Regions from separate parts of the Mus musculus genome. Here all the other regions are linked to region 1. The links are chromatin loops, found by intact Hi-C in ENCODE. Cell type or tissue: heart. All regions are shown on one strand.

Region 1 (5,000 bases):
CTGCTCTGCCTTGGTGATAAACTGTGATGTGAAAGCCTAAGCCAAACAAACCCTCGCCCCCAATCCTTTGGTCATGATGTTTCATCACAGCAATTAGTAACGCTAAGTAGGACAGGGCTCAAAAATGATTTTTGAACCAAGGAAAAACAATGCTTCCCGTGACTGCAAACCTATCCTGGGTCTAGATCTAAAAACTTTATTTAATTTACCCTCTGTCACGCCGAGGATCTAGAACACCCAGAAGTCTTATTATGCACAGCTGGTGGGAGTTTAAGTTGGCAAAACCACTTTAGAAACCTCAAGATTAGCAAGATTAAATCACTTGCCCAAGAACATGTAAATAAGGAGCTGAAATAGAACCTTCCGAAGTCAAAAGGCAGAATTCAAACTTCCTCTCCTAGTCTACAAGCCATACTCTTAAGCACGACACTGAACCGTGTTTCAAACAAAAGCAAACCAAATCACAAAAACCACACTCTCTCTAAATTTCGTAAATATGAGTTTAAAGACAAAGTTGCATATGATCAAAATCCATTATAAACATAAAAATGTGATAATAAAACTATTACTATATGTAATTAACATATGTTAATAGAACCCTTTTAAAGGAAAGTGTAAAAAGACAAGCTGTAGGCAATAAGAGAGCGCATATTCGCTAAATCATTGGCAATTATACAACCAGAACTTAAGGCAGCCAGAGGGAGAGGGCGAGCAAGCAAGTCTCAATAGAGTTAACCAGACTGTCCTCTACAACCTTGACTAATGATAAAACCAGCTCACCTACACAGAGACTCACACCCTTAGAACCAGCATGTGTCATTTCTGAATGTTTTACATGTTTAAGAGCACAGTATTGTCAAAGGGGCCATCTTACTGAAACAGGTTTGCAAATCCATCAGAAATGGCAGCTGAGTGCTTCAGGACCAAGTAACTATGGTTAAGTGGCTACAGAGAAAGACGGCACTTAAGAGGGTGAAGTCAGGAGCATCAGTTCAAGGTGGTCACCAGTTACACACGGAGTTCAAGGCCGGCCTCGGCTACATAAATATAATATATCCAGTTCTTAGAATGAAGGAGGAAGGGGAAAGAATAGGAGGAAGGAGAAGCTGTTGAAGCAGAGCCCAGAAATTAGGTCCCCTGCTTTTTGGACTCACCTTTTTCTCTGCACTGCCTCAAAGCAAAGGGAAAGCATGAAGATATGTTGCTGTCCCTCACCATGCAGCTATATCCCTCTGGGCTTTTAACTTTGTTTAATCCTCTTATCAGATCTGAGCATTAGATATTATCACCATTTACAAGACCCGGGGGTGGAGGGTAAGGGTGGGGGGAACTAAGACTCAGAGGCCTTACGTTAACTCACCCCTCACCATACACTAAGGCATTTGGACTGTCCCACCTCTGCTTCGGGATCTACATGTTAAAAGAAATGACTTCCGAACAGGACTCTGCTAAGTGCTTAAAAATACATAAGCCTAGAATGATTGTGCACACCTGTAATCCCAGGGCTAATAAGGCTGGAGCAGGAGGATTACTGAGAGTTCAACATACGCTTGGGCTATCCTAACTTAGAGGCCAGTCTATACCATATAGCATGACTCCACCCCAAAAAGAAAAAGGGGAAGAAAGGCCTGAGTAAACTTCTGAAAGGAAGAATGTGTTTAGCCATTCAAGATGGAACGTTCTTCAGTGTATATCAGGATAAGGGTTTGGTTAAGATAACCTCAGTCCAACCTTGATCAAGTTAGTCACCTTTACTGTGACTAAAGTCATAGAGAGAACCTTATAAAATTCTTGCCACTTAATAGGGGTAGTAAATTTTCACTACCTTCAAATCTCTTATATAGATAGATTGAACAGAAATTATTGAAAAAAAAAATAATTCAATTTTGCTGTTCACTTCTCTAGGTATCTTTCACAGCTAGCTAGCTAGCTACCTGACCGCAACTGCTACTTTCGTTTCTCCCTGTTACCATATCCTCTAAGTGCAACACAAGAAGTCACAGACAGGCACCTCCAGTCACCCAAATAAAGCAAAGGGGAGCATTAAGATGTGATAAGATCACCCACGGAGCAGCTATGTTAGTATGAGCCATTATATAGTCTGTGGTCCTGAATGAGTTTCAGACATCATTTCTACCTTCGTAAGAGAATCCCTTTCAATTAGGAAACTATCACTTTTATTTCTGAAACTGGTGCAAGGTTGTTTGTCTCCAGCTGGGGCGCTCCTTTCATTACTTACACAGACGGTTTTAAGTGGTTATACAGATCTTAAGAGATTCAAGTTTGTCCCGCAACATGAAATGCAATACCCAATGACTTCTACAACACAGTTTAGAACATTTTTGGACTCCTGGTTCTTTTTTTAACACAATGAAACCCCACTACTTACTGAACAAGTCCAACTGGCTAACAGTGAACCATGCTTCTATTTTTCACGACAAAGGAGTTTTGCATCTAATTTGATTCCTGCAGTTTAACTTCTCAGATGGGGTCAAAACTGGAGTAAGCCACCGATTTTGTTTTTCTGATTTATATCCGTGGAAAGGAATAAAAAAAAGAAGAAGAGACACTGTCATTTGCCTCTGAAAGTACCACATCGCTCTGGCTGCATTTTAAAATGCTAATCCTTTTTACTTCTCTTTCCTGTCTTTCCAATCTAAAGCTAAAAATCAGTTCACTTTATCAAATTATCAAATGAAAGGTTCTAGAAATAGCTTCCTATTTGTGGAAAGAGACAGAAGGCACATAAAAAATGGAAGATATCACTTGAATCGTCCTCCCCCAAAGCACCCCGGATGAGACAAATCCCAGTAAAACCTTCGACGCCTTAGGTAAAATTTAAGGCACTTCCTAGTGGGGCAGGTGTGAACTCTAAAAGAAAACAGCCAGGAACAGCAAAGTTCAAGCATTCCTCCCCTGGGGCCCCGAGCTGCACACGCTCCCGGCAGCAGCACGAGCGAGTCTCCCCAGGTCCAGCCCTTCAGTCCACACACCTGCTCCAGGGTCCAGCCGTCGGCTCGGCCGCAGCGGCGTCTGCACCAGACACCAGGTCCCCGAGCCCCGCCCGCCAGCTGGGTGGGAGGAGCCCGCGGCCAGCCGCAACGCGAATTCCCCTGCCGCGGCGCCGCGATGCTCTTCACGCAGGGAGGTCACCCGCCGCCCGCGGCTAAGCGGCTAAGCAGAGCCGGGAGGCGCCTCGGCGACAGGGAGCTGCGGACAGCCCAGCCCCCTCCTCCGCGGGTGCGGCGGGCTCGGTGCCCTGAGATCCCCGCCCCGCCCGCACCTGCACCCGGGTCCGCAGCGCCGACCCCGCGGTCGCAGCCCTCAGGCAGCTCGGGCCTCCCCGGCCTTCAGCGTCACAGTAATAATGAAGTTTCCCCCGCACTCCCGCGGGCGCAGAATGAGCTGGGAGACCGACTTCCCGCCTGGCCAATGGTGGCGGCGGCAGCGGGGCGGGGCGCGGCGGGTGCGGAGAAGGCGGGGCGACGTCGGGGCGGGAGGGGCCGGGGAGGTGACCGGGAGGGGGCGGGGAGGTAGCGGGACTCCCGGCGGGGAAAGAAACCTGGAGGGGGCGGGACCTAGGGCGAGGGAGGTGACAGGGAGGCGGTGGGATCGGCGGCTGGGAGGTGACTGGAGGTTGAGGGACCCACAACCAGGTGTGGTAGACAGATGGCAAGACCCTGGACCCAAAATGGGAGAATGCAGGAGTAACCTTTGCTGGAATAAAATTGCTTTTCGCCAGCGAGGATGCAAAGGAGCGATGCCCAATGGTGTGGGGGTTTTGGTCGATTGGGTTTGTTGCTTGCTTGCTTGGTTGCTTGGTTGGTTCCTTTTGGTTCTGAATTCAGGTTCTTATTATTCATGCAGAGGTGAGAGGGGGAACTGGGACTGGCATGGTGAGCTGTAAGGTGGCTGCCAGAGCAGAGGGTAGTTCCAAATCCCTGTCACTCAGGGGCCAAGAACTGCGGGCCCGCAGTGGTGCAGAGTCAGGCTTGACTAGAGAGGAGAGCACACTGAAGAAAACAGAAAGTGTGAGAATCACCAATTCTAAAACCATAAAGCCCCACCTTTGGTCTAAAACTCCCGTGGGGGACGGGGGTCTGGGGGTGGGGAAGAGTGGATAGAAGTTTCAGCTCCACTTTCCCAGGCCTGTAAGAGGATATTCAAGCTTTCTTCTTCTCCCAAGGCCAAAAATGCTCTCAGCTACGGCTCCTCTCATCTTCAAATAATCTTCAAGAAAACTATATGGTAACAGTAAACTGATGTATCTGCCTGCCTTGAATTTGAAACGCTGAACATGGGGGCTTTAACCCAAAAGAATGTACAAAATTCTCCAAAAACTAGTTTAAGGTGAAGGCATGAGCCCATATCAGCATATACAATCCTGAGAATATGTACAAACAAGCACCTCTTAAAGGGACTCCTCAGTACATCCTGACTTATCCATATGTAACAATAACAAAAGAGACCATTCATTTGAAGGGGAGCACATGAGAGATGCTTAAGGAGTGGTAGTGCTATATTTTTATTTTAATTAAATTTTAAAAGGAAAATGACTCTAAGTAGAAGAAATTTCATAATCTGACATATCCAGAATAATTCAGATCTCATCAGGTCTTCAGGCTTTGAAAACCTAACATATTAACCAATAGAAAAGAAATCTCAAGGACTGATAGATTCTGAGGATAGGGCAGGAGACTGGTATATCCTGAGAAATACAACAGTGCCCTGATATGTCCTCAGGGTAAGGCAGTGCCCTGATGTATCCCAAGGAATAAGACAGTGCCCTGATGTATCTTGAGGCTTATGGCAGTGCCTCAATGTATCATAAGGATATGGCACTGTCCTGGTGTATCCTGAGGAATAAGGCAGTGCCCTGATGAATATTCTGAGGATATGGCAGTGCCCTGATGAATATCCTGAGGATGTGGCAGTGCCCCAATGTATCCTGAGGAATAAGGAAGTGCCCTGATGTATACTGAGGATATGGCAGTGCCCTG
Region 2 (5,000 bases), 190 kb before region 1:
TCTCTTCAGATCTCAGGCCAATGTCTTTGGCTGTTGTTCTCCATGTTTGTTATAGAAATGATCCCCATTGCTGAGGATCCCATCCTCAAGCTCCCAAAGGAGAGAGTTTATAGACTCGTGCAAGGTTTCAGTGCCAGAGTGCTTGAAACTGAATTGAAATAAATAGGTAAAATATTAGCTTTAAACAAGAAGTAAAGCAATTCATGGTGAATAGTGCATTGAAAATACTGGTGTGAATTCTAGTTAATGATTATAGCTTGTAGAAATCTATTGACAGCTGGTCCATGTAGTAATCTGACACTATGCTGCCTAACATTGGCACATAGCATATTTAATATTATGGCCTTATGGGAGGTATTCTTTTCAGTTTTGCCTGTTCAAACAAAACTTACAACATTGTTTAATGTTTTCTCCTTGATCAAACACTACTGCCCTGCCAGTAAGGAAATTAAGACACAAGTTCTGCTGTCCCACACTAGTGAGGACGCAGAAACATCACCAGGCAATTGCAATGCCATGCGGTAAATTCTGTAATACACAGCAAGATTAGAGTAATAACAGATGCACCTCGATGGATATGTTTCACCCTGTGTTTTATTCAACCTCATCTACGTGTCTGATGTTATTAGAGGGTACACTTGTACTGTAATAATGTCTACCTAAGTTATAATTTTCATAGGTGACTTTTTAGCCTTCCTTTGCATCCCTTCCGAAGGCGTAGAAGATATTTTAATACCCCCGATTTATAACTGAGATGAGAATGCACACCAAGTTAAAGAGTGAGAATGATTTAACGCACCTTGGTCCTCTTTCCAATCTTCTTTTTTCTGTGGAGTTTCCAGCATAGGCTTGACTCAGACATGCGTGGGCTTCAGTGAAAGCTTTGTAGAGATTGAGTGTTCAAATTCTGTCCCTTTGTAAAATTCTCATTTCTTACACTTCATTTCAAATGACCTAAATTAAAAATGAAGTCTTATTAGGTCCTAAAAAGAAAAAAATTCAAATTGTCTCACATTTTTATTTTTTAAAGATTTATATTTATATTTTAATTTTTTGACAGACAGAGGTATGCATGAACCTTTGCAGGTCAAAAAACAAAACAAAACAACATTGGATCCCCTGGGACTCGAGTTACACGTGATTGGGAGCTGACAACTGAAGGCCAATCCTCTGCACCCTCTTCCCTAGTTTTGTTTAAAGATTCTAAAATATTTATATCATTCTTACAGTTCATGATAAAACAACACTTTATGGTCTTCCCTGTCTGTAAGGGTCTTTGAGATCAATAATATGAGGGGAGTAAGAATTGAAAAGAAAGTGAGATTTTCACCTTTGGTGACTAATGTGGTTGCATTTTTATCAGATCCCAAGTCAGCAGACAGCTCAGCTCTTTGAGAGATTCACCTACGATCAGTGTTGCTTTCCCTGCGACAAGTAGTTATGGATCTCTACCAAAATATTTCCTGAGAGAGACGCACCACAACAGGCCCAGATACAAAGGCTTTATGGAGACCTTCACCAAGTCAGCTTTCAGGGCAGTACTTTGATTTGTTGGATTAACTTCCCAATATCCCCTCAGTTTATCTCCACGAAGGGTGATATGGAAGATCATTAGTGTTTGGAATTTGGCTTCCTCTTTTAAATGTTCAGGCATCTTCATGCTTGGGTAAGCATCAAGTACAAGCCTGTGTTGATTTACTAAGTGAGAGGTGGAGGATCATAATGTCTATGGAAGCCTCTTTTTCATCATTTCATCCAGAATATTATAATAGCTTGAATATTAGTTTTTCCAAGGGTGAAGCACGTAAGAAATCCAAGTTTAAGTGGACTTCAAAGAAGACTTAAAGCAACATAATTAATTAGCATGTATTAATGATTCAACATTTAAAACTTTGCTGAAACTTCCTCTCGGTGGGACATATCTGGCCTGTAAATGTTTGTCTTACGAGTATCCTTCAGCAAGTGCATCAACATTGACAATGGGATGACATTTGAGTTCATTGGTAAAAACCTAAGTCACATGGATCCTGAGCTGCTGTGTGGTGTTAGAGAGCCCCCTGCTGCTTGTGGAGGTGATGCCTAACTTGCCTGGTTACTAACCACCCTGCCTGCCAGCCCAATATAAGGAGTTAAAGGCTACCTCACTTCAGACCTGTGTGGGTTGTATATCTGAATTTATTATTTATTGATGATATAGCCTGTATTTGATAGTAACAAACTTGAAAGAAAAACAGACCTATTCTCACTGCGTGGTGACTTCCTTACCTGTAGAGCAGAAATGTTTGCCAATTACTCATATAAAGAAGGTAATTTGGCCAGACATAGTGGTACATACCTTTAACCCCAGCACTTGGGAGGTAGAGACAGGAGGGTCTCTGTGAGCTCAAGGCCACCCTGGTCTGCATACTGAGCTCCAGGACAGACAGAGATAATAATGAGATCTTTTGGCCCTTTCTCAAAAAAAAAAAAAAAAAAAAAAAAAAAAAAAAAAAAAAAACTCCTGAAGGATGTTGTTTTTCAGCATTTAGTGGTTGGGGTTGTACAAGTACAAGGACTTGAGTCAGGAACCTCGGCACTTGTGTTAAAAGCAGGGCATGGCTGTGTGTGCATGTAACTCAATCTCTGAGTGACAAAGACTGCAAGTTCTGAGAGCTTGATGGCCAACCAGCTTAACTGAAAATAACCACCTATGAGATCAGTGAGAAACTCCATCTCAAAACAATAAGGCAGAGAGCACTGTTGATTTCTCATGATACCTGCTGTGTCCTATACTACGACTTCCACAATCATGCACACACTCACACTTAGCCCCTCTTTCTGTCTCTTTCTGCCTCTGTCTCTCTTTTCTTTCTGTCTCAGTATCTCCTTTCTCTCTATCTCTGTATCTGTCTCTCTGTCTTTCTTTCTGTTTCTCCTTTCTCTCTATCTCTGTCTCTCTCTCTATCACACACAAACACACACACACTCACACACACACACAAAACATCAAACTAAATTCCTTGGAACACAATATCTTTTCACCTGTTTCATTCCTGTGCACATATGTTCCCTTGTGGCAATGAGAATCAACTGCCAATAGTCTGTATTATATGGAAACTTCTTAATGACCTACTAGCCTTCCCTTAAGAAGAACTAGAAAAAAGTTAAAGGAACTAAAAATAACTTTCAGTCAGATTTATTGATATAACACTTTTTGTTGTTTTGTTTTTGTTTTTTGAGACATGGTTTCTCTGTATAGCCCTGGCTGTCCTGGAACTCACTTTGTAGACCAGGCTGGCCTCAAACTCAGAAATCCGCCTGCCTTTGCTTCCTGAGTGCTGGGATTAAAGGTGTGTGCCACCACACCCGGCAGATATAACACTTTCATGTCACACATTTTGCCCATTTAGAGCATGTGACTCAATAGCTTTCAGCATATTCATAGAATTGTGCATCAACTGTTGACATTTTCATCACCTAGATAGAGACCCACTATTTAGCTTTCAGTATCATCTCCTTGCTAGGTGCTCTCTCATACCCTTGTTTCTGTGGACCTCTCTTCTCTGGTATATAAACAGAATGGTACGGCTATATCACATGTAGCATCATATTATTGACTTCTTTCCCTTTTCTGTTTTCAAACTTTATCCACATTATGTATGGCATGTACCAGTTCTTAGTTCCTTTTATGGCTGAATATTATTCTGATATAAGTATATCAAATTTTGGTAATCCATTCTATAGTTCATGGACCTTTCCTCCTTTTTTCATAATGTTTAAATACTTAATTGTTTTTGGTTTTTTGGTTTTATTATTTGACAGTTTCATATATTTGAATAAGGAATTTTACTCATATGCAGAAGTAGCATTGGAGAACTCTGAAAATATAGTCTCCACTTTAGGACCAAAAAGATCCTTAGGGGTTTTCTAAATCTCTTTTTATTTCCCATGTGGCTAAACTCAAACTCGGGTAAACAAAATAGTTGCCTAGTCAAGGACATAAAAACATAAAACATATGCAAAATTCCTACTGAGAAATAAAAATAAAAACCATTTATATATAAAAATGATCATCATGGGGTGTGTGTGGGGGGGAGGGTGATTAACAGCAGAATTAAGGGAGAAGACATTGTTACCCAAAAGAAAAAATCCACTAAGCAGTAAAGGGAAGTGACCTGCTCAACCTGTTTCCAGAAGCTTGGAGGTCTGTAAGATAGACACTGTACTAGAGACTGAAAGTAACTCTATGGCCATAGATGACCCCTGTGTCATGATCATTATACACTTGAACTGAAAAGACCATAGGCAATATTAGTAGAAACATCAAACATTATTCTCCACATAATTCCAAAAGGTTTCCATTACAAATGGCAGAAATATTTATACCAAAATATTGTAAATAATGTATTCAGTTAATTGTTACATGCATATATCGTTACAAAGGAAACACATTAGGAAGGTTACCTCTATTAGAATACTCCAATATTTTCCCTAGGCAGGTTTTAGTGCATTTCCTGTAACTATTATAACTGTCAACTTAGAAAAAACAAAAGTACTATTTTATATGCTTATCAAAATTTGAGGTTCTCTTCTAGTTCTTTATATGTTATATGATAATAATGGGTGAGCTTGTTTTATAGCCATCTGGAACTATTTCTACCTTGTTGTGTTATAACATAAGGAAGACTTGTTCAAAAGAGCTAATGCATGTGGGGGAGTACTTAGTCTAAGTACTTCCATTCATTGTAATGGAAACCTTTCAGAACTATGTGGAGAACAACTCCTCTCATTCCTAGTATAGGAGCACTGTTTTGTAGTGGGAAAAGCTCTTCATCATCAACATGAGTAATCAGCTAGAGACTTGGAGAGGCTTAGGAGCTGGGTTCCATTCGGACTTCATTTATTCTCTTCAATAGACACACCAAAATGGGACTCCTAATTCTAAATTGTATGACATGTTTTCAGAGTGCACAACCTGGTAGGTTCACTGGAGGACATTGCAGCATTCACTTTACGCATGA
Region 3 (5,000 bases), 230 kb after region 1:
ACAACCAAACAGACAAAGGAAATGAACAAAACCATTCAAGATCTAAAAATGAAAATAGAAAAAATAAAGAAAGCACAAAGGGAGACAACCCTGGAGTTAGAAAACCTAGGAAAGAGATCAGGTGTCATAGATGCAAGCATCACCACTAGAATACAAGAGATAGAAGAGAGAATCTCAGGTGCAGAAGATACTATAGAAAACATTGACCCAACAGTCAGAGACAATGCAAAACGCAAAAAGCTCCTAACCCAAAACATCCAGGAAATCCAGGACACAATGAGAAGACTAAACCAAAGGATAATAGGTATAGAAGAGAGTGAAGATTCCCAACTAAAAGGGCCGGTAATTCAGTAAAATTATAGAAGAAACATTCCCTAACCTATAGAAAGAAATGCCCATGAACATATAAGAAGCCTACAGAACTCCAAATAGATTGGACCAGAAAAAAATTCCTCCTGTCACATAATAATTAAAACATCAAAAGCATTAAACAAAGAAAGAATATTAAAACTAGTAAGGGAAAAAGGTCAAGTAACAAATAAAGGCAGACCTTACAGAAAAAAAAAAGAGCAAAATTAAGGCTGTGGAAAGAAACAAACGATACACACATTGACCAATTCTGTGGAAAGACTGTGGGCCACAGGGTATTTGTGTTTCCAGTACCATAGTGTTCTTGCATAATAAAATAAAGTGAAAATAAAAATAAAAATAAAGTAAAAGTGTAAGCAAAGCTAGTTTACTCAAGCAAATGGCAAGTGTTCTCATGCAGTGGGGGCAGGAGAGTGGGGGAGGTATAGGAGGAGAGGGAGAAGGAGAAGATGAGAGAATATAGCAGTACAGCTTTGCCACAGATAACTTAAGGGCAAAACAGTAACTTCTGGTATTTGCTATTTTCACTAATTATCCATGCCTTTTTGCCTGGGTTTTAAGAGGACTGAAAGGGTTGCCTGCGTTTGTGCCTTGGTGATAAGTCCTTTATTTCTGAAACATGTCTGTTCTGAAAATCTAAATACTGTGCTCATTTAAACGTGTGAAGGTCTTCACACGTTTAAATGTTAAATCACATACAAACTAAATATCCTCTGCTTGAAATAAAAATATGTACTACCTACTTTTCTTACACTGTGATAAAATACTTTAACAAAGGAAACTTTAGGAAGAAAGGGTTTATTAGTCTCTGAGCTTGAGGGCATATTGCATTATGGCGAGGCAGTTCTGGCAGCCGGGACATTTGATCACACTGCATCTGCATCCAGGAAGCAGAAAGAGATGGATTCTGGTGCCTAGCTTGCTTTCTCCTTATTCAGGAGAGAGAGAGAGACAGAGAGAGAGACAGACAGAGACAGACAGAGACAGACAGAGACAGAGACAGAGACAGACAGAGACAGAGACAGAGACAGAGGGATAGAGACACAGAAAGAGAATGAGAATGTTTTGGCTAATTAAAAGATAAAAAAATTTAACAGAAATACTTAAATAGAAAAATCATTTGTGAGTCTTGAGATAACTCAGTCAGTAGAGGCAAACAATCACAGGACTGGAAATCTGTGTTTGATCTGTGGATCTCACAAGGTGGAAGGAAGAGAATCTATACCTTAGAGTTGTCCTCTGACCTACAGAAGTGCCAGGCAGGACCCCCCTACACACACACTCCAAAGGGGTCTGGACATATGGGTTTTAATGTACTTAGCATGAAAGGCGTATCTAAAACTAAGACAAGTTCAGAAGAATTGCCATAGAAGACAAAAACCAAAGCTGTTAGAATTTAAATACTTCAGGCTAGTTTTGGATGCCCTACCTACTTTTCTGAATGCAACAATTCTCTTATTTGAAACATTGTCTCATTATATCAAAGGGAAACATGAAGTGTGCAGTAAAGATAGTTAGGGAGGTGGAGTAAAGAGGAGAGGGTTTCCCCACCATCAAGGTGAAGGCCAGTTTGTCCACTTTCTCCGTTTTCATTTTAATTATAGAAATTAGAGCTTTGGAGCTGGAGAGATGGCCGAGCCACTAAAGACTAGGTTCACAAACAAAAATATAAGAAGTTGGAGATTTGTATGGAGAGCAGAACACATGTCCTAGTTTATGTGGCAAATTCTCACTTACACATTTCCCCTCTCCAATATAAATAGTGCCTCCTTCCACTACTTGAAGATTATCTCAGCTACAGATGAAAACTAAAAGTACCTAAGTACATACAAGCAGCACTAACTGGATATTTGTTTCAGACGTGTGTGTGTGTGTGTGTGTGTGTGTGTGTGTGTGTGTGTGTGTGTGTGTGTGTTTATGACATGAAGCTGAGGGGAAAATGTGCTGGGGGTGAGTTCTCAAGGGTCTGGAGGGGGGCCCAGTAGAGTATGTATATACTCAACCTATATTGTATACACATATGAAGAGAAGAAGAATCATTTGCTTGACTCTGGCACCCTCTGGTGATTAAAGCATGAAACATCTTTACACAAACAAGTTTTCCTAAAAGCATTAGGACATTCACATTCTGATGTTGCTTATTCCTAGAGGAGAAAGTAACACGAACTATTAACATTCCAAATTGGACCATCTAACAGTCCTCACTAAACCTCAGCTTTGAATTCCACATCCTTAAACTTTGTCCCTATCGGAGTCTCACCACCACTGCCATCTTTGACACTGTCCAGCATGCCTTTTGTCTCAGATCTTAGTAACTCAGTACACAGATGACCTTCCCAACACTCTTCCCTGCTTCTGCAAAGTTCTCCCAGGTAATGTCTTGGGGGTTGCCACCTCCAATTTCTCTCCCTTTCAAGTCACCATTAGTAACCCAATTCTTCCTGGAGACCCCTCAAGAAGCTCTCAAGAACCTGCTCACCACTCCCTCACTGTGCTGCATCCTGTGTGGTCTTCTTTAGTTCCCATGTTCCCACACCTGCTGAAAGTCCACAATCTTTTGTTGTATTCACACCTCTGAGAGCACCTAAACTCCCTCTTTTACCTAGGCAGACTCTAGACAAAACCCACTAACTAACTTCTCTATTTTTTTTTCATCCTGCATGAAACTGGGGAAAACATATAAGAATAATGACTCATCTGAGTTTAAATTCAGGGTCAAGAATTCTGATGTCTCACTGGTATACAGCTGATACTGTATGGCAGCTAGCCTTAGCCTTTTGCAGTCTCTCTCTCTCTCTCTCTCTCTCTCTCTCTCTCTCTCTCTCTCTCTGTCTCTCTCTCTCTCTCTTTCTGTGTGTGTGTGGGGGGAGGGGGAAAGAGAAAGTCTTGCTATGTGCCATCACTCCTGTCCTTGTCCTTATTTTCCTATTTCAATAGTCATCTGATTCATTCATTCATTCATTCATTCATTCATTCATTCTCCCAATCATATTCACCCCCCCATGCACATGTGTGTATCATTCTTGAGTGATAATATCATTTCCTGCTTTACTGAGAAAATTGAAGCAAAGGGGAACTTTGAGATTACTGGCAGTGCCCACCTTACTGTAATGAGAGGAGCAGTCTACCTTTCTAAGTAAAGGCCAGGGCAGCTGCTTTGCATCAAATCCCATTTCTTTCCTTGCTCAGTGACAGCCCTTTCCCCTTTCTCCTCTGTGTCATCTTATAAATATGAAGTCTTCCAGACCACTTGGCACAGCATAAACATGTTGGTATTTATTTACCCCATCTTCAGTCGTTCTCTCTTTTTTTTTTCTTCTTCAGTTTTTTCAATCGTTCTCTTAATCCCACATTTCCTTCCAATTGTTCTATTGCTCTGCTCTCTTTTACAACAACACTCTTCAAAAACCCCCACAAATTCCATCAGCTCTCTAGTCTTGTCCTTGGGTTCTCTTTCAAACCCACTCTACTCAAACAAAGAGATTAGTAATAAATTGCTGACCTAAATGTGAGATGGTTTTGTAGGCAGCAATAAATATCTGGACTAACTGTCAGAGACAGAAACTTGGGCCTCCTCCAGAGGGAGTGACCTCATCCTAAAACCATGCTGCTTTAGGAGTTGTCCACTTAGGAAGAGCTGGGGATGTGTGGTTCTTGGGGGTTGCAGTCATGAAAGCTAAGTATGGCCTCTCCTATCTGTAATCCCACCGCTAAGGAGGCTGAGTCAGATGAACAGCAAACAGCAAGTTTAAGGCCAGCCTTGGAATCCCAATCACCCAAAGAAATTAAATCAAAGTCATTGATGAGAGCACAATTCCCAAGGAATTAGACCCCAAGGATTTAGAATATAGCATGTTGGTGGAATAATGAAGGTGGCAGTAACAGTTTAAAAAGGATAGCTAATAAAGTTCTAGAGTCCGCAATTGAAAAATCAGAAAATCTCTAACAAAATTTAGACAAAAGATAGCAACATTTATAGAAATAATGGGCCCATTATGTTCAGCCAGGAGATGGGGCATGTCCATCTTCAACTTGACTCTCTGGGATAATACTTCCATCAGTACATTAAAAATTCACTGATGAGAGTCAGCAGGTGGCATAGAAGCTAAAGACACTTGCTGTTAAGCACAATGACCAAAGATCAATCACTAGGACCCACATGGTGGAAGGGGAGAATCAACTCCTCCAAGTTGTTCTCTGACCTTTACATACGCTCTATAGTATCATCGCATGCACCCCTAACCAAATAAATGTTTAAAAATGAATAGATTGGAACTAGAGAACTGGATCAGCTGTTAAGAGTGCTTGCTGTATAATCATAAAAGTCAGAGTTTGAATTGCAGCATCTATGTTTCAAGTTGGACGACTCATGTATGCCTGTAACCCCCACTCTCGGACGGGCCAGAGACAAGAGAATGACTGGGGATTTCTGGCTTCCATCCTACCAAGAAAATGAGTTTCACATTCAGGCAGGGATCATGGCTCAAAGAAGTAGGCACAGGGTAATAAAGGTGGGTATGTTGACTCTCTCTTCTGGCCTCCATGCATGTAGATAAATGTGTGTACTTACAATAAGAATGCATACACTTGGACAGACACATATACACATACATACATACATACATACATAC
Region 4 (5,000 bases), 370 kb before region 1:
TGTTCCAGAGGCTGTCAGGTTCTCTGGCGCACCCTCTCACCTGTTCAGACTAATTTCCTAAGTTCGGCGGGTCCCGGACCAAGATGGCGAACGCTGCTGCTGTGGCTTAGGCCGCCTCCCCAGCCGGGCGGGCACCTGTCCTCTGGTCCGGAAGGTGGCCGGCTGTCCCCGGCCCACACAGGGTGCTGCCTCAGCGCCTCTGTGCTTCTGCCTGTTCCAGAAGCTGTCAGGTTCTCTGGCGCACCCTCTCACCTGTTCAGACTATTTTCCTAAGTTCGGCGGGTCCCGGACCAAGATGGCGAACGCTGCTGCTGTGGCTTAGGCCGCCTCCCCAGCCGGGCGGGCACCTGTCCTCTGGTCCGGAAGGTGGCCGGCTGTCCCCCCTCTTATTCCATTCTTAATTGTAAACTCTCTGAACTCACACATCACACAGTAAATACATCTCTGTGTGTGTAGGTTAAAGAATGGATACAAGAAGGTTGAAGAGTTTGCAGCGGGGTTCAAGGAATTCTAAGAGGCCCAACCTCTTAGAAAAGTAGAAAGCTGAGAGATGCAAAGAAGATCTCCACCGACCTTAGATAATGAACTTTACTGGATCTCTGCTGGAGGCACCAGCCAAGTTTCCTGATCACAGGCTTGAGCTTTGCCTCAGTGTCCAGTTGGAGTACAGAAGGGAGGTATGGGACTGTGAAGTCATGGGGGTGCTGTATAGAACTATGACCCAGATTGATGAATGGAAGGATGAGTCAAGTCAGTAGCATCAGCAGTGGGAACAGAGCCAACACAAAGCTCCTGGGACAGTTAGGAGACCTCTGAGTACAGAGGACAGGTTAGTGGGGCCAGAGCCATTCCTGTGGTAGGTGAGAGTATTGCACCGTTTCTTTAGTCTGAAGTGTCTTTGCCCGTGCTTAAATGGTCTTAATTTGCTTGACAAATTCATGGCATAATACCCATTTTACTTTCAGAAATAAATTACCAGTCAGTTTATATATGCAATGAAGTGCAGAGTTAGTCCTGTATATTAGCTACTTTCATCATTGCTGTAGCAACATGCCCTAACAAAAGGAATTTAAGGAATTATAGAATTAAATTAAAATTAAGGAAATTAAAGTTTGTTTCAGCCCACAGGTTGGGTGCGCAGTCCACTCCAGCAGTGGGGCCTGGTAGCAGGAGCGTGAAGCAGCTCAGACACTGAGTCTGAGCAGAGACAGATGAGTGGCGCCACTCAGCTCCTTTTCTCTTGTTTGTTTGTTTGTTTGTTTGTTTGTTTGTTTTTTCCACCAAAGTCTATTTCCTCCCAAGCCACGAGTTTTTAGCTAGGTTTACAGTATTAGGTACGTAGTCATCTGAAGTAGGTTTCCAATCCAACCAGGAAGGAATCAGTAGATCCCACATAGTCACACCTCTACAGCATCAATGGACAGTTTTAAAGAATTGTGCTAACAGCTCCAACACCTCCCACTTACAACTGGCTGACCAAACTCATACCCTCAGCCATCTGCTCAGCAGAGATACACTGCCAGGAACGCAGCTGAAAGGGGTACTCTGCTTCTCACCCTCTCAAAAAAAAAAAAAAAATACCAGAGGTGTGCCATTATGGGGGAGGAAGAAGAGATAAGGACAATGGCAGACTCCCACATCACATCATCCAATACAAAAATTTTCTGCACTGACTTCCCCTTCCTGTGTGGAAGATATGTCTCTGCGCATTTCTTAAATCAGCTCAGTGTGTGGATTATTATTGCAGTGTATCAGAAAACAATATGGACTTCATGGGCATAAACTTTTTTAAGTCAGCAGGCTGAGGATGAGAAGGCTCCAATTGTATTCTCTATCTTCTTTGTGCCCCCCGCTTGACTCTGATGAGGTGACTGTGTAGGGTATGGGCCAGCCTTCCTTACAGTTGTCTTTCTGAAGATGCACACTAGATCAGCAAGGCTAATATTCTGTTATGAACATACATATCCCTGGCCAAGGAAGGCTTCATAATTTCAGATATTAGGATGTTCCAAAGTTCCCAGCCCTCTGAGGCTAGTCTGGCTGTGCCTCTCTGGGAGGATATTTCCACAGTGGTTTTTCCTCCAATTTGAGAAGAATGTGTTCCCTTCCTTCCTGCTCGTGCTGTCAGATGACAACAGCAATCCTGACACAGCTCTGCTATTGGGAAGTCTCTTTCAAGAGCTGCCCATTATTTCAAAAGTTTTACTAACGAAAACCTGTCGTTTTCATAAAAACTGAAATCTATGCTGTTCACTTAAATGTGAAAGTCAATGTCATAAAATCTCTGTGCATCTTTGTATCTGTGTGTCTGTACTGTGTACCTTTCTATGTGTGTTTTATACATACTTTGTGGTTTATAATGAAATATTTAAAGGTATGATCATTGTTATTATATTTTTTCCTATCTCAAGTATGTTCCTTATGAAAATAGAGAATATTATTTAAGATAGAGGTAGGAAAGTCAAAACTTCAAGAAGTTCAAGTTTGTCTAAGTTATATAGAAAGATCTGGATAAGCTATATGAGCCTGCATGTATGAAAAGGACAGGTTCATGTGGACCACACCAGCTCTTTCATTATATTGTTATTATAACAAAAACAATTATAATCCTTGTAATAACGAAAACATTTCAGATTTGCTGAAATGAGTGGGAACAACAATCGATTGCTTTTGTTTTAGTTAGTAAACTTGACTATTTTGAGTAGTGATGTTTATGGACAATGAGCACAAAGCACATTACCATAAATATATACCCTATCTCTACTTTTCATGATAATATCATGGTACAAGAAGAGATACATTTAAAATTAATAACTAATCCTGGATTTCATGCTTAATACTAAGGTTCATTTTCAGTTTAGTTTTATACGTTTTGGACAAATATTTAATGACAAGTATTCAGGGTTTGTCTGATTCTTTGTGGATTATTCTAACCTGCTCCCCTAGTTGGAGTGTTTCCTTTGACTGGAGGTTCCCTGTAGAGGCTGGTTGTCATCAGCCTCAACATGTTTGGCAAGAATACTCTGTAAATGATGAGCTGTTCATTCTGCATCCTGTCAGGAACATGCAGTGCCAACTTCCTTGTGATTTCTGACTAGAAACTTGACCTGAGCAAAGGAAGCAATTGCAAGCAGATGTACTACTAAAGGGAAACTTAAAATGTTTCCTTCTGACCACTAACTCCTACTTGGAGAAGACTGTGTCCTCTGGAAGAGCTTGGCTGAGTGTGACTTCCACCTCTGTTACATAGCTCATTCCACCAGGCATGTATTCTGGCTCCTCTGCATACCTCCTCATGTGCCTTTTTTTTTCTTTGCAAAGCTTTTTTTTTTTTTTTAAATTAGGATTTGACAAGTGAAGCCCCTGGAATCCTTTTCTTTATTCCCCTGCCTCTCTCTCTGCTTCTCTCTCTCTCTCTCTCTCTCTCTCTCTCTCTCTCTCTCTCTGTCTGTCTTTCTCTGTCATGTCTCTTTGTCTCTGTCACTGTCTCTCTCTCTCTCCCTCCTCTGTGTCTGTGTTCCATCTTTTGTGACAAATGGCTTGCCATGTGACCCATTTGCCTTAAAGCTATAACCTTCCTACCCCAGCTTCCAAAGTACTCAAGAAGACAATCATGTGCCACAATGCCCAGCTAAAAAGGTGTTTTGTTTTACTTCCTCTCCTCTTTTATCATTGCTGAGAATCAAACTGATGGTACCAGTGTGCTGGTAAATGTTCCACCACTAAACTGTTACATCTCTAGTCTTGATTTTCTTTTTCTTTTCTTTTTCATTAATGTATGTATTCACATTATTCTCTAATATCCTTGTTTTCTATTCACACTGATTACTGCTTTTCAGGGTATTTTTTTAATCCCTTAGTATGTGTACTTACAGCACAGAAATAGACCTGGCCGGGTCCAGCCCAGAGCTGTTTTTCTGGGAATTTTGGGGGCAGTGCACTCATCAGCACAGCTGAAGAATGCCAAGGTCAGACAAGTCAAGGACCACATAGTCTCTGAATATAGGTGGCCGGAGCTAGCAACTGTCTTGTGACCAGTTTTCTTTGTGACTAACTATTGAGGACAAGGACTTTATGGGAGTGCTCAAATAATGGAGCACAAAGGAAGACCAGTATTGCTGGAGGCAGAATAGTCACTTTGGGGAGTGGCCTCACCAAGAGCTTTACTTTAGTACTTCTGTCCATAGAAATACAGGACAGGATAGGCGAAGGCCCAGTGACCCTGAACCAACAGTCACTGTGAAGCAGGACTGGACATTTCTTACCTATCATAATTGTTTATTCTTTGTACAAAGATAAAAGAGAATACTGCCAGAACACTCAGTAGGTCTGGGTCCAGCTCCAGCCCATATAAAAGGAAACTAACACCCCTTCAATATTCAACTTTACAAAGAGGTAATGATATTATCATTATTTTAGAATATAAAACAATTTTTATATTCTTTAAATAAATTATTTTCTATTTACTTCTAAGTGAGTTTTATTTTTCCATGACTAAGGACTATCAAATAATTCTTGTTACTTATTGAAAAGGACATACTGTATTCATATTAAACTGTGGTTATTTTTAAAAGTATAAATAATATTACTATGTTATAAATAGTATAGACTTACATTACTGACTTTTCTTCCCATTAACTGAAAATGGCAAGCACACAAGCTGTCTCTTCAATGGAAGAGATGTGTACCTGTTTTCCACCCAGAAGGATGGAGTAGATGAAGTTATAGCCTGGTAATCTGTGTTGTCTGTAAGGCCAGTCCACGCCTGAGTCTCCTAGACTATTATGTTTATCTCAGACACTTCATCCTTTGACCTTTAGCTTTAGCAGTTTTTCTCAGTCAATAGAACCCATCACTATGGGAGATGACACACATATTTTATACCTTACTGACCTCTACACTATTTTGGTCAGAGACTATACTAGATCCTAGGCCCTTAAGCTATCGCTTTCTTTAGTAGTTTCAATGTAGTCATATCTCAAGCTTTATTTTGCTTTTTT
Region 5 (5,000 bases), 350 kb before region 1:
GATATCCTGATTGATCTTAGCTTCCCCAATTTGAGCTAGATATGGTCCATGTTTTCCTGTGATTCTGATTTCCAATAGCTTTGCTATACCATACATATGGTTGATCTCATCTGTGATGCAAATATAAATAGAAAAGATTGGTGGGTCATTGTATATCCCTTCCTTTGTCTAGAGAGGCAGCTCTGATAGATGTTGGGAGCTATAAGCACAGCCCCATTGAGTACCATAGGGTCATTTCCCAGGTATGACTGGTTAGGCCTCACACATACATGTAGTCATATTCCACGATATTTTTGCTTGTGATCTGCCTGTTTTTGATGGATGCCTCCATTCTACACATTAGTTCCTTTTAATGTGTCCTATGTAGGACATATCAAAGTAAAGTGAGCCTAATGCTTGAGAGATAGAACTCCTTCTCTTCCCACAAAGGATACATAGTAGCTTAGCAATCTACTATTTATGGTAAAGTAGACTAGAGGGGAAGAGTAAAGTAGATGCAGAGGGGAGTGGGACTCCTACACATCTCACAAAGTAGCTTAACAAGTGATAGCTCATAAACAACCAGTAAGAAGGACACATGCTCCACTATGTTCATAGCAGCCTTATTTATAATAGCCAGAAGCTGGAAAGAACCCAGATGCCCCTCAACAGAGGAATGGATACAGAAAATGTGGTACATTTACACAATGGAGTACTACTCAGCTATTAAAAAATGAATTTATGAAATTCCTAGGCAAATGGATGGACCTGGAGGGCATCTTCCTGAGTGAGGTAACCCAATCACAAAGGAACTCACACAATATGTACTCACTGTTAAGTGGATATTAGCCCAAAAACTTAGGATACCAAAGATATAAGATACAATTTGCTAAACGCATGAAACTCAAGAAGAACGAAGACCAAAGTGTGGACACTGTGCCCCTTCTTAGAATTGGGAACAAAACATCCATGGAAGGAGTTGCAGATACAAAGTTTGGAGCTGTGACGAAAGGATGGACCATCTAGAGACTGTCATATCCAGGGATCCATCCCATAATCAGCTTCCAAACGCTGACACCATTGCATACACTAGCAAGATTTTGCTGAAAGGACCCAGATGTAGCTGTCTCTTGTGAGACTATGCCGGGGCCTAGCAAACACAGAAGTGGATGCTCACAGTCAGCTATTGAATGGATCACAGGGCCCCCAATGGAGGAGCTAGAGAAAGTACCCAAGGAACTAAAGGGAACTGCAACCCTATACGTGGAACAACATTATGAACTAAGCAGTACCCCGGAGCTCTTGTTCTAGCTGCATATGTATCAAAAGATGGCCTAGTCGGCCATCACTGGAAAGAGAGGCCCATTGGACTTGCAAACTTTATATGCCCCAGTACAGGGGAACCCCAGGGCCAAAAAGGGGGAGTGGGTGGGTAGGGGAGTGGGGGGTGGGTATGGGGAACTTTTGGGATAGCATTGAAAATGTAAACGAGGAAAATACCTAATAAAAAAATAAATTAAAAAAAGAAAGAAAGAAACTACCTGAAAGGTCTGTATTGCTCCAGGTAAAATAGAAAGGGGAGATTCCTATGCCTTACGGTTTTTCCCAATCTCATTTCTGTTCTCTTCATCTGTCAGCAAATATTTTATTTTAATTTAGACAGCAAGCCGACTAGTCAAGATACCATCAAAGTGACATGGTGGCTTCCATCTAGATTGAAGGCACTATGACGGTAACACAACCATCTGCCATCTACTTTCTGCCAATGGTGAGCTCAACTCCATGATGAAAATAAGTCTACTCTTCCACTAGGGCATGATTGTAGGGATCCGAAAATCTCAGATTAAATGTGGTCACTTACTTTAACTGTTTTAAATAAGTACTAGACCTCAACCCAAAGGAGAGTCCCTGGGTAGATTTCGGAGTGGCTAGAATCACAGTGGCTTCCTCCCAGATGGCTTCTAGAAAGAGATAGAGAGAGGGAATTTAACCACCATTCAACTTTTCTGTTAAAACCACACTGGGCCTGTCTCTCAGGGTTCCAGAGGACTGGGAGAAGGATGGGAGGAGCAGGTGTTTTAAAAGAAACCAAAGGTTGTCTGTCTCCAGGCTGAGAGCAGCTTCACATATCTCCGTAAAGAATGTGGTCTATGCTACTTCAGACAGTCTTCTCATTCAGTTTTCTAAGCGAGTTGGTCCCTTTCTTCCTGTGGCCCTTAATATGCATAGAGCAGAGACTTCCCTCTTAGAATCTTTTCTTGGGTCAGGTTTCATCATGAGTAGCATAAGTACTTTGACTTTAGGTTAGTAAGACAAATAGGTTTTGCTTGTTTTCTTTTGTTATTACTGGTTTTGTCTCTGTTCAAGTCTTTGGTGGTCCAGTGTTTTAACTTGCTTAAATAAAATCATACATCCCGTGTGGTCCCTTTTATTTTGTCTTAAACAGGTAGGCTGAAAATAGAGAAGAAAGGTAGAAATAATTATCATTCCAAAAATAAAAGTGCAAGATTCAATCTCAACTGGGGTAAAATTCATGAAGAATTACTTCGTCCAATTGTCAGTGATTAACTCCAGAACTGAGTGGTCACAACCCTGAGGCCTGGCTACCTGCATGTACAAACACGCGGAGGAGTAGGTAAGAGAGGTTTTCCTTTCTAGCATTTCAAAGAAAAGAGGAGAAACAAAAATACCAGTCTTGGGGTCCAGCCCCACCCACTGCCATTCCAGGATGCTGGAGAGACCCTGGCCATGCTCCCTGTTCCCTTCACAGTTTGGCTAGGAAAACACTGGCCCGGGATGAATCTCAGGATAATCTTCGAAATTGAAAGCATCATGGTGAGTCATGGAGGATTGCAGGAACAGATTCATTTTCTCAGCTGATTAAAAGAAGGAGAAAACAGGAAGTGCAAGGCTGTAAGCGCTCGGCCAAGTTTTAGTGAAAGCAGAAGATGTTGCTGTTTCCTGGACGGACGTGCCGTTTGTGCCTCAGAGAGCACGAAGCTGCCTTTGTGCTACTCTGTGAGTCATCACAGCAGTTGCAGATCACCAGATAGGAGGAACACAGTGTCCATTTCACGCTGGCTGTTTTTTTCCTCAGTGGAGTTGGTTCTTCTTTATTCTCCTGACACTTCAAGCTAAAGGTAGCTGCAGGTGACCTGTTACTTTTTGGAGATCTAATGGGGTTTGAGATGTCCTGCCATGTTTCCCTTTCCTGTTGTTCCACACTTGGTTGCTATAGAGACATATTTTGGATAATGACATGTGTCACTCCCTCTCTTACGTTCACTTAGAGCTTTAGGGTTCTTGTTATCTCTCGCCGATTTTAGCCACCAGCCTAACATAAACCGTTCACAGCACTGAGCAATGTGTGGGGGTTGTTGATTTTTATTCCAGTCATTGGAACAGTTAAGTGGAAGCTGCTGCTGCTCCTCAGGTGTTTCTGTTTGACCATGCGCTATCATGTCCTCAATGTGACTGGCAGATTTGTTTCCTCATGCTCTTTTAAGTAAAGTAAAGCATGAGACTGGCTGAAAGAACATATTTGAAAAACTGAGGCAGGGGATGCATCCTGCCTGTCACAGGCTATTTGGAGTCAGCCCCCAGGAAGCTCAGTAAGTCACACTTGAGTTGATTCTGTTTGGTTTGAAACATCTTGCATGTAGGCAGGACGTTTTCTATGAGTTAATTCACACTATATGTTTAAAACATTCTCTAAAGCATTTTCATTAAAATGACAAATTTTTGTGAATTTTTCCCCATTAAATGGACATTACTAACTTGAGAGTGTGGTGTATACTTGTGAGTTTAGAGTGATGGAATACAACATGTAGAATAGTTGAGAGCCAATTAATACACTGCATACTATCTTAGCTGATAATATTATACTGTTATCCCTCTAGCATTACCACTAAGCCACATGACCAGCTCATTTCTAGTTATTGATAACTATGTAACCCATGGGTTTTGGATGCCTGGGTTTAAATTAAGGCTTAAACTGGAATTATTGAGACAGTGTTCTCAAATCTCACATGAATATTTTTAAACCTGGAATGCTGTGGTGAGAAACTCTAAACTATATGGTAAATGTCAATAAACATTGAAAAACTTGGGAATGAAATATTCTGGGGAAAGAGTTATAAATCTTTATTGACTTTGTTCTAAATTAGAAACTCATTATGGATTTGAATGTAAACATATACTGTGAAGTTTCAGAGAAATTCTCTACTTTGTATAGTTTGTATAGAGACCCATGTCTCTCCATTATTATAATTCAGTCTCCTGCCATAAAAGTCCTTTGTTGAAGCCAGACATGGTGACTTAGATGCGCAATCCCATACTTGGGAGGTTGAGGTAGAAGATCATGAATTCCCGGTCAATTGGGGCTACAAAGTGGGTGGATACTGTGAGCTATATAACATGATGAGAGAGGGGTAGGATGAAAGAATGAGAAAGCACCTGAGAGGAGAGAGACAGACAGATAGACAAACAAATGGACAGACAGACAGATGGAGAGAATCTCCCTTACTGGATATAGATGAGAAGATATAGAGACACCTATACTCCTACACAGGGACTGGGCTGGACGAGGGCATGCACACTTATTTTTTACAAGGGTACACATTTGTGTTCATTGGAAATAAATTTTCTCTTCTAGTTAGCAGGTATATAGGTGATAAAATGATACTATTCTGAAAAATTGAAGAGAGTGGCTTGTGTTCTTATTTGTAAAGGCAACTAAAGATTCATAGGAAACAACTCTACTTAAGTTCAATGGATACATTTACAACATAACTCCTATATCAAGGCTCAGGAAATATTGAAAAAGAAAAGAAGGAAAACTTGTAAAAGTCAAAGAAAGGGGGACTCTGTTGTAAGATTGTGCCTTGTAGATATGACAGGTAAGCTATATCTATGAAGTCTCAACAGCATGGATGCCTAAACAAGACCTAAACAATTCCAACAGTAATTCATATCCCAGTGTAAGTGGGTGAAATTTCACAAGGCTTCGCACCTAGATGAAG
Region 6 (5,000 bases), 240 kb after region 1:
TCAGAGTCCATCAATGGTTCCATGTCACAAATTGGCTCTGGCAGCATACAAGGATAACACAGTTGCACTTAAAGCATGCTTTTCACTTTTCTCAGTGTGCTCTGCCTATCACTCTTGCAGTGTCCCCAGTCTACCAACAGCCAAAGCCAATGCTAAGCAATTGTTGTGATACAATTACCCAGGATGACCAGGTGTCCCCCTAGTTTCAATAAATGTACACTTTTCCAATCCAAGGAAGATCAACTTAATCCTTCCAAGGAAAATCACACACTCATGGTGGAAGTTTAACTGTCTGGCCTGCAGACCCTCTGCATTATTTTCATGACACTAAAGAATACTTTATCTAGCGTCACACTGCACATCACTTCCTTGCAACTAAAACGAGGTTATTGTCGTGTATTTGACATAACGTTGCTTCTCACCACAGGCATATATATATATGGCATATGAGGTTTGGAAATACCCACATGTTCCCAAAATTCACTATATATCCCTATTATGATGAAAGAGCTGACTTCATAGACCGGTGAATGGGCCTGTGGAGGGTGCCATTAAACTGCAGTGTAAGCTGTCGCCTTAAGCCAGCAGTAACTATTGAATACAAATGCCCAGCTGTGGGAACCATAAAGTGATTATTCCATCCACACTGGTCTTCTGCTTCACCCATGCCTTTCTCCACTGCCTGCCTCTCTCTCTGTCTCTTCAGACTGCCTTCAAATAGCTGTCAGTAATACTTTGTTGTTAAACCTACTTTTTGCCTCCCTGAATAACTTTTATACACTGTTTCATACATGTATTTTCTTCTTCTTTATTATCTATCTATGAGGTAAGTTCCAAACAAGTAGGGATTTCTGGTTCTTTCTTCTATCACCAGTGCCAAAAAGAGTACCAGAGTCATAGCCGGACTGACCTGGAGAGTAAAGAGTACCTCTGTCTACATCATGGATGCTTGGCAAACCTCTGCTGTAAAAGATCTAACAGAAGATATTTCAGACTTCTGAGCATGTAGCTTCTGTTCTCACCACTCCTCTCTGGTGTTGTGACATAAAAGCAGAATGGGCTGGTAAATAAATGTGTGATGTGTGGAGAAGAAAGAAAGGGCTTTGCTCAAAGATGAACGAACATGCAGTAAAGGAGACACCTACACCCTAAACCTGGCTTACAGCATCTAGGAACTCCTTAAGAGAAACTTCTAAATTTAAAGATAACACATCAGACTGAAAGACAACCAGGGCAGGGATGTTGTTTGATTTTGTTTTCTTCAGCTCTTTAATCATGCGCTCAGCCAAATCTAGTCCTGTCTGTACCTTCCAGCCCATTCTTAAAAAGCAAAATCTCTAGAGCGTTAGGCAAGCACTTGTTACTTACTCAAGGCTGGAATACAAACTTGTAGGTTGTTAAAAGGCAGAATCTGAGGGCTAGGGATATAGCTTAGAGGTAGGATACTGGCTAGCCTATCACAATTTGAATTTGATTTCAACCCCTGATAAAATTTAAAAATTCTAAGGCAAATGCAGTGGTGCATGACTTTAATCCTAGCATCAAGAGGTGGGGACAGGCAGATAAAGTTTGAGACCAACCAGGACTACACAGTGAGACCATGTCTTTAAAACAAAATAAACTAATTAAAAAAAAAAAAGAATCTCAGGGTAATAGCAGGGTTTTTAATTTCCAGCTCCTTGTGGCACTGTGAAAGAACCCAGAGCCTTAAATATACTAGGCAAGTGACCAACTACTGAGTTACATCTCCAGTTCTTGTTCTTATTTCTTTAAGTAGTTAAATTCATTCTGACTACTCTTAAACCCCCATACTCTCATCCTATATTTTAATAAGATCCTCCAGTGACTCATACTCATAGTAAAGTGTAGAATGTACAGATCTAATCACACATTTGTCAATGCACAGGTCAAAACAAAACAAAACAAACAAAACAAAACAAAACAAAAAAAAACCTCCATTTAGCATGAAGATATAAAAACAAGACAGTCTGGGAGAATTGCTAAGAGGTAGGCCATTTGCATGGCATGCATAAGTTCCTAAGATCCTAAGAAAAGATCATCTCTGACAGAAGAAAACAAGAATGACAACTTACCTCTGCTATGTGTAATGAGGTGTCAAAAGGAGAACTGTCAGGCCTCAGTGAGATGCAGCAATGTTGTACACTGGAGAAAGAGTTCAGCTAGGATCCATGCCTGCCACAAAAGCCACCCTAAGAGTATGTCCACTCTTGCTTGCAGTGGAGTTGAGAAAAAGCAGGGAGAGGACCAGGAAGACAGAAGATTTATCAATCCCCAAAGTTGCTAAGTTTTGCCTCAAGAGACAGGCAAAATCAAGACTTTTCAAAAATCTAGCTTCCAGGAAATTAATGAATATCCTCAGTTAATTTCAGGACGACAGTAGTGAATATCTGTTAGCTGGTTATCCTGAATCAAGAAAGAAATGTGGGTTCCAACTCAAGACAACCTAACCCCTCTTATCTGGCAAGGAGATTGGAAAAGAGGAAATCCAGACAGAGAGATCTTTTTATATCTTGTGCTCTGGGCAGCAGCATCTCCAGCCTTAACAGCAACTGTATTTTAGAACCGAGGGAGTAAACCTATTTCAGCAGTGCTTCCCGTCCCCGTCCCCGCCCCCGCCCCCATCCCCGCGTAAACTTCCTGTCTCTTAGTCCTATGGAAGGGGGGTTCTCCTTTTGCAGGCGCTGCCTTAAAAAAAAAAAGTAAGCAGGAAGAAGATACATTTGAAAAAGAAGCGAACGAAAACCAAAGCAAAACCAGAGTTAGGTTTCACTGCGAGGCCCACCGGGGATTTAAAGAGGAAAGGCGAGCTGTACGTGTAATGTGCGATGCCACACTGTCCTTTCCTAAACAAAAGCTGTGAACAGCTGGTCAGACTGCGATGACAGAATTCTGAAATGTCTGAAGTTACATACATACCTCAGACTGGGTGTGTGTGTGTGGGGGGGGAGAGATAACGGTTTCTTTTCAGAGAATAAACAGAATGTTTTATAGCAGCGGTACAAAAAGCTAAAGGTCGTTTACTACAACAGGAAGCTGCTTAATCTGGCCTCACATTGTTATCACAGTTAGGGCCAGAGCCTCGGCACTGATGGTCAGCTATTCATTCTTAGGAACTCTATATTTAAAAACCTAACGTAAAAAAGCAAAGAAGAATCAATCATACCGTGAAATGAAGGGCAAAGAAATCCACAGACGGATGGACGGGACACACACACACACACACACACACACACACACACACACACACCCCGCTACTCCCCACCTCACCCCACCCCACCCCCACCCCACCCCCCACCCCCAGCCATCCTCAAGCTTCAGGCTCCTAATGGTCTGGCCAATCACTGCTGTCTGAGATCCAAACTTTCTGGTGTCATCTGAGAAGTTGTAAATCTTGCTCAAGGGGACAGTTCTTTGTCAAGCTGAAATGTCTTCCTGGCTTCCTCTCAGCCTTTTCTTTCTCCCAGCATGAGAGATTCTTGGGTAATTTGTAATTTCTTTGGGGCTATTGTTTCAATAGTCTGACATCCAAAAGGGCAGGCACAAGTGTCTTTAAAGTATCCTCTTCCTGCCAGGCATTCCTGGTTACAGCATCAAAACTTATATATAATCCAAAGCAAAGGAAAAAAATGTTCAATACAGTTAAAAAGCCTTAACCAAGTTTCTGTGGTCAGCTTTAATACTATGTTGTCTTTATGACCAAATCCTACTGCCTCTGTACACTTATACCCACCAAGTCCACAAATTGATAGGTTTTGGATTTGAGGTTGGTGATTCCAGGGGACACAGATCAATGACTGGGGACTAAGGAGTTTATTATAAGAGTTATTAGTGCTGTGAACACACAGACAGGAGCAGCAGAATGCCAGGGGCTCTCAGAAGAGTTTGGGTCTCAAACACTAGTGACCTCATGGGGAAGTTTCTACAGAGAATCAGAGTCTATGTGCAGAAGAGGAGGCCTCTTCCCATACATTTTTAGGAAGTGGGGTTCACAACAAGAGTCTACAGTCAGGCTCTCAGATTCCCAGGCAGGAAGCAGAGGATGGGGTGGGGAACAAATTGTGACAAGTCTTTGGTGTAGTTGCACTTCCCAGGTGAGCCTGTTAGCAAGTGACACACAAAGTACCAGAAGTGTGACTCTCAGTATCTGTGAGAGGAGTTCAGAGAGGCTGGTATCTAACAGTACATCCTTACACAAACCACTAAGTTACCAAGTGAGCTGAAGGAAACGTACTACTCGGTGGGCATCAAAGAGTGTCCCTTCTGCATGGAGACAATGCCAGCTTTATAAGTATAAGATAATTGTGCTCACACGAAGAAGCTTCCTCCTTACAGCCACAGCTGTCAATGACTCTTTAATCCTCTAATCCTGTAGCAGACTTCCCAGGTGCCCAGCTTTCAGGAGAATGGCAAGTGTCATTCACACTTCCCCAAGGTTACCAGACTCCTAGGACATCAGAGGGCTACAGGTATAATGGATCCACCTCAACTAGATGTTCTTTTCCCCTTCAGCATTCTCGGAGTCATGCAATCCTTCTCCAGAACGCAGGGCCACCTCCCTTGTGACCTGGGAATCAAGGACAGCTTGGCTCACACTGAGGATGACTCATTAAGCATATGACAAGAGACCTTTCCCTTCCCTTCCACTGAGACCTATAAGAAGCGACTCCAGTTCTGCTTCATGATCCTGAACTCTCATAGAACCCACCCATGCTGTGTGTGTGTGTCTTCCTATGACACTGGGGCAAGGAGCTTGCTCAGAACTCCTGCCATGCTGCTGTTTTGTCTTCCTACCCATGTAATTAATAATTCTTCAAATAAGTGTCTCTTATACCAAGGACAGTCTCCCTCAGTGTCCCCATTACATTCCAAACCCCAAACCTTTCAGACAAGTTTAATACAAATCAAGCATTGTATATAAGAAGAAACAAGAGAGACCCTGCCTCAAGCTATGTAAAGGGAGGCCTCCTAAATGTTATGTT

Evidence for each region. A loop is a pair of places that touch in the nucleus more often than their neighbours do. Peaks named below come from ENCODE experiments on the same cell type or tissue, not always from the same donor. Only the 100,000 strongest peaks of a DNase experiment are listed, where the experiment ranks them.
Region 2: it touches region 1 in a loop (2.3-fold over the local background); 2 of 42 quality-filtered maps call a loop at or near these places.
Region 3: it touches region 1 in a loop (4-fold over the local background); 2 of 42 quality-filtered maps call a loop at or near these places.
Region 4: a loop joins it to region 1, with 3 times the contacts of the local background. A loop is called at or near these places in 5 of 42 quality-filtered maps.
Region 5: a loop joins it to region 1, with 4 times the contacts of the local background. A loop is called at or near these places in 5 of 42 quality-filtered maps.
Region 6: it touches region 1 in a loop (2.5-fold over the local background); 2 of 42 quality-filtered maps call a loop at or near these places.

The regions. Positions count from the first base shown.
Region 1 is chr6:58,829,926-58,834,925 of GRCm38, reverse strand. Herc3 (hect domain and RLD 3) reads right to left here and starts at 3,461. Exons shown (of 26, transcript NM_001361966.1): 1 at 2,994-3,461; 2 at 2,390-2,524. In heart, a CTCF peak has its summit at 2,202; a DNase peak (open chromatin) is centred at 3,375; H3K4me3 peaks cover 2,263 bases; H3K27ac peaks cover 1,220 bases.
Region 2 is chr6:59,017,592-59,022,591 of GRCm38, reverse strand. The region is part of intron 1 of Fam13a (family with sequence similarity 13, member A); the gene reads left to right. Gm52905 (a long non-coding RNA gene) reads right to left here and starts at 2,425. Exons shown (of 2, transcript XR_003956447.1): 1 at 800-2,425; 2 at 1-148. In heart, a CTCF peak has its summit at 2,051 (motif pointing left); no DNase peak of the experiment used is centred here.
Region 3 is chr6:58,601,287-58,606,286 of GRCm38, reverse strand. It overlaps a transcript of Abcg2 not described here. Among named protein-coding and RNA genes, the nearest start is that of Gm45943, 20 kb to the right of the region's middle. In heart, a CTCF peak has its summit at 2,427 (motif pointing left); no DNase peak of the experiment used is centred here.
Region 4 is chr6:59,195,027-59,200,026 of GRCm38, reverse strand. No RefSeq gene overlaps it. Among named protein-coding and RNA genes, the nearest start is that of Tigd2, 11 kb to the left of the region's middle. In heart, no CTCF peak of the experiment used is centred here; no DNase peak of the experiment used is centred here; H3K27ac peaks cover 958 bases.
Region 5 is chr6:59,183,434-59,188,433 of GRCm38, reverse strand. No RefSeq gene overlaps it. Among named protein-coding and RNA genes, the nearest start is that of Tigd2, 23 kb to the left of the region's middle. In heart, no CTCF peak of the experiment used is centred here; a DNase peak (open chromatin) is centred at 2,923.
Region 6 is chr6:58,594,202-58,599,201 of GRCm38, reverse strand. It overlaps a transcript of Abcg2 not described here. Among named protein-coding and RNA genes, the nearest start is that of Gm45943, 12 kb to the right of the region's middle. In heart, no CTCF peak of the experiment used is centred here; DNase peaks (open chromatin) are centred at 2,611 and 2,901; H3K4me3 peaks cover 2,113 bases; H3K27ac peaks cover 1,458 bases.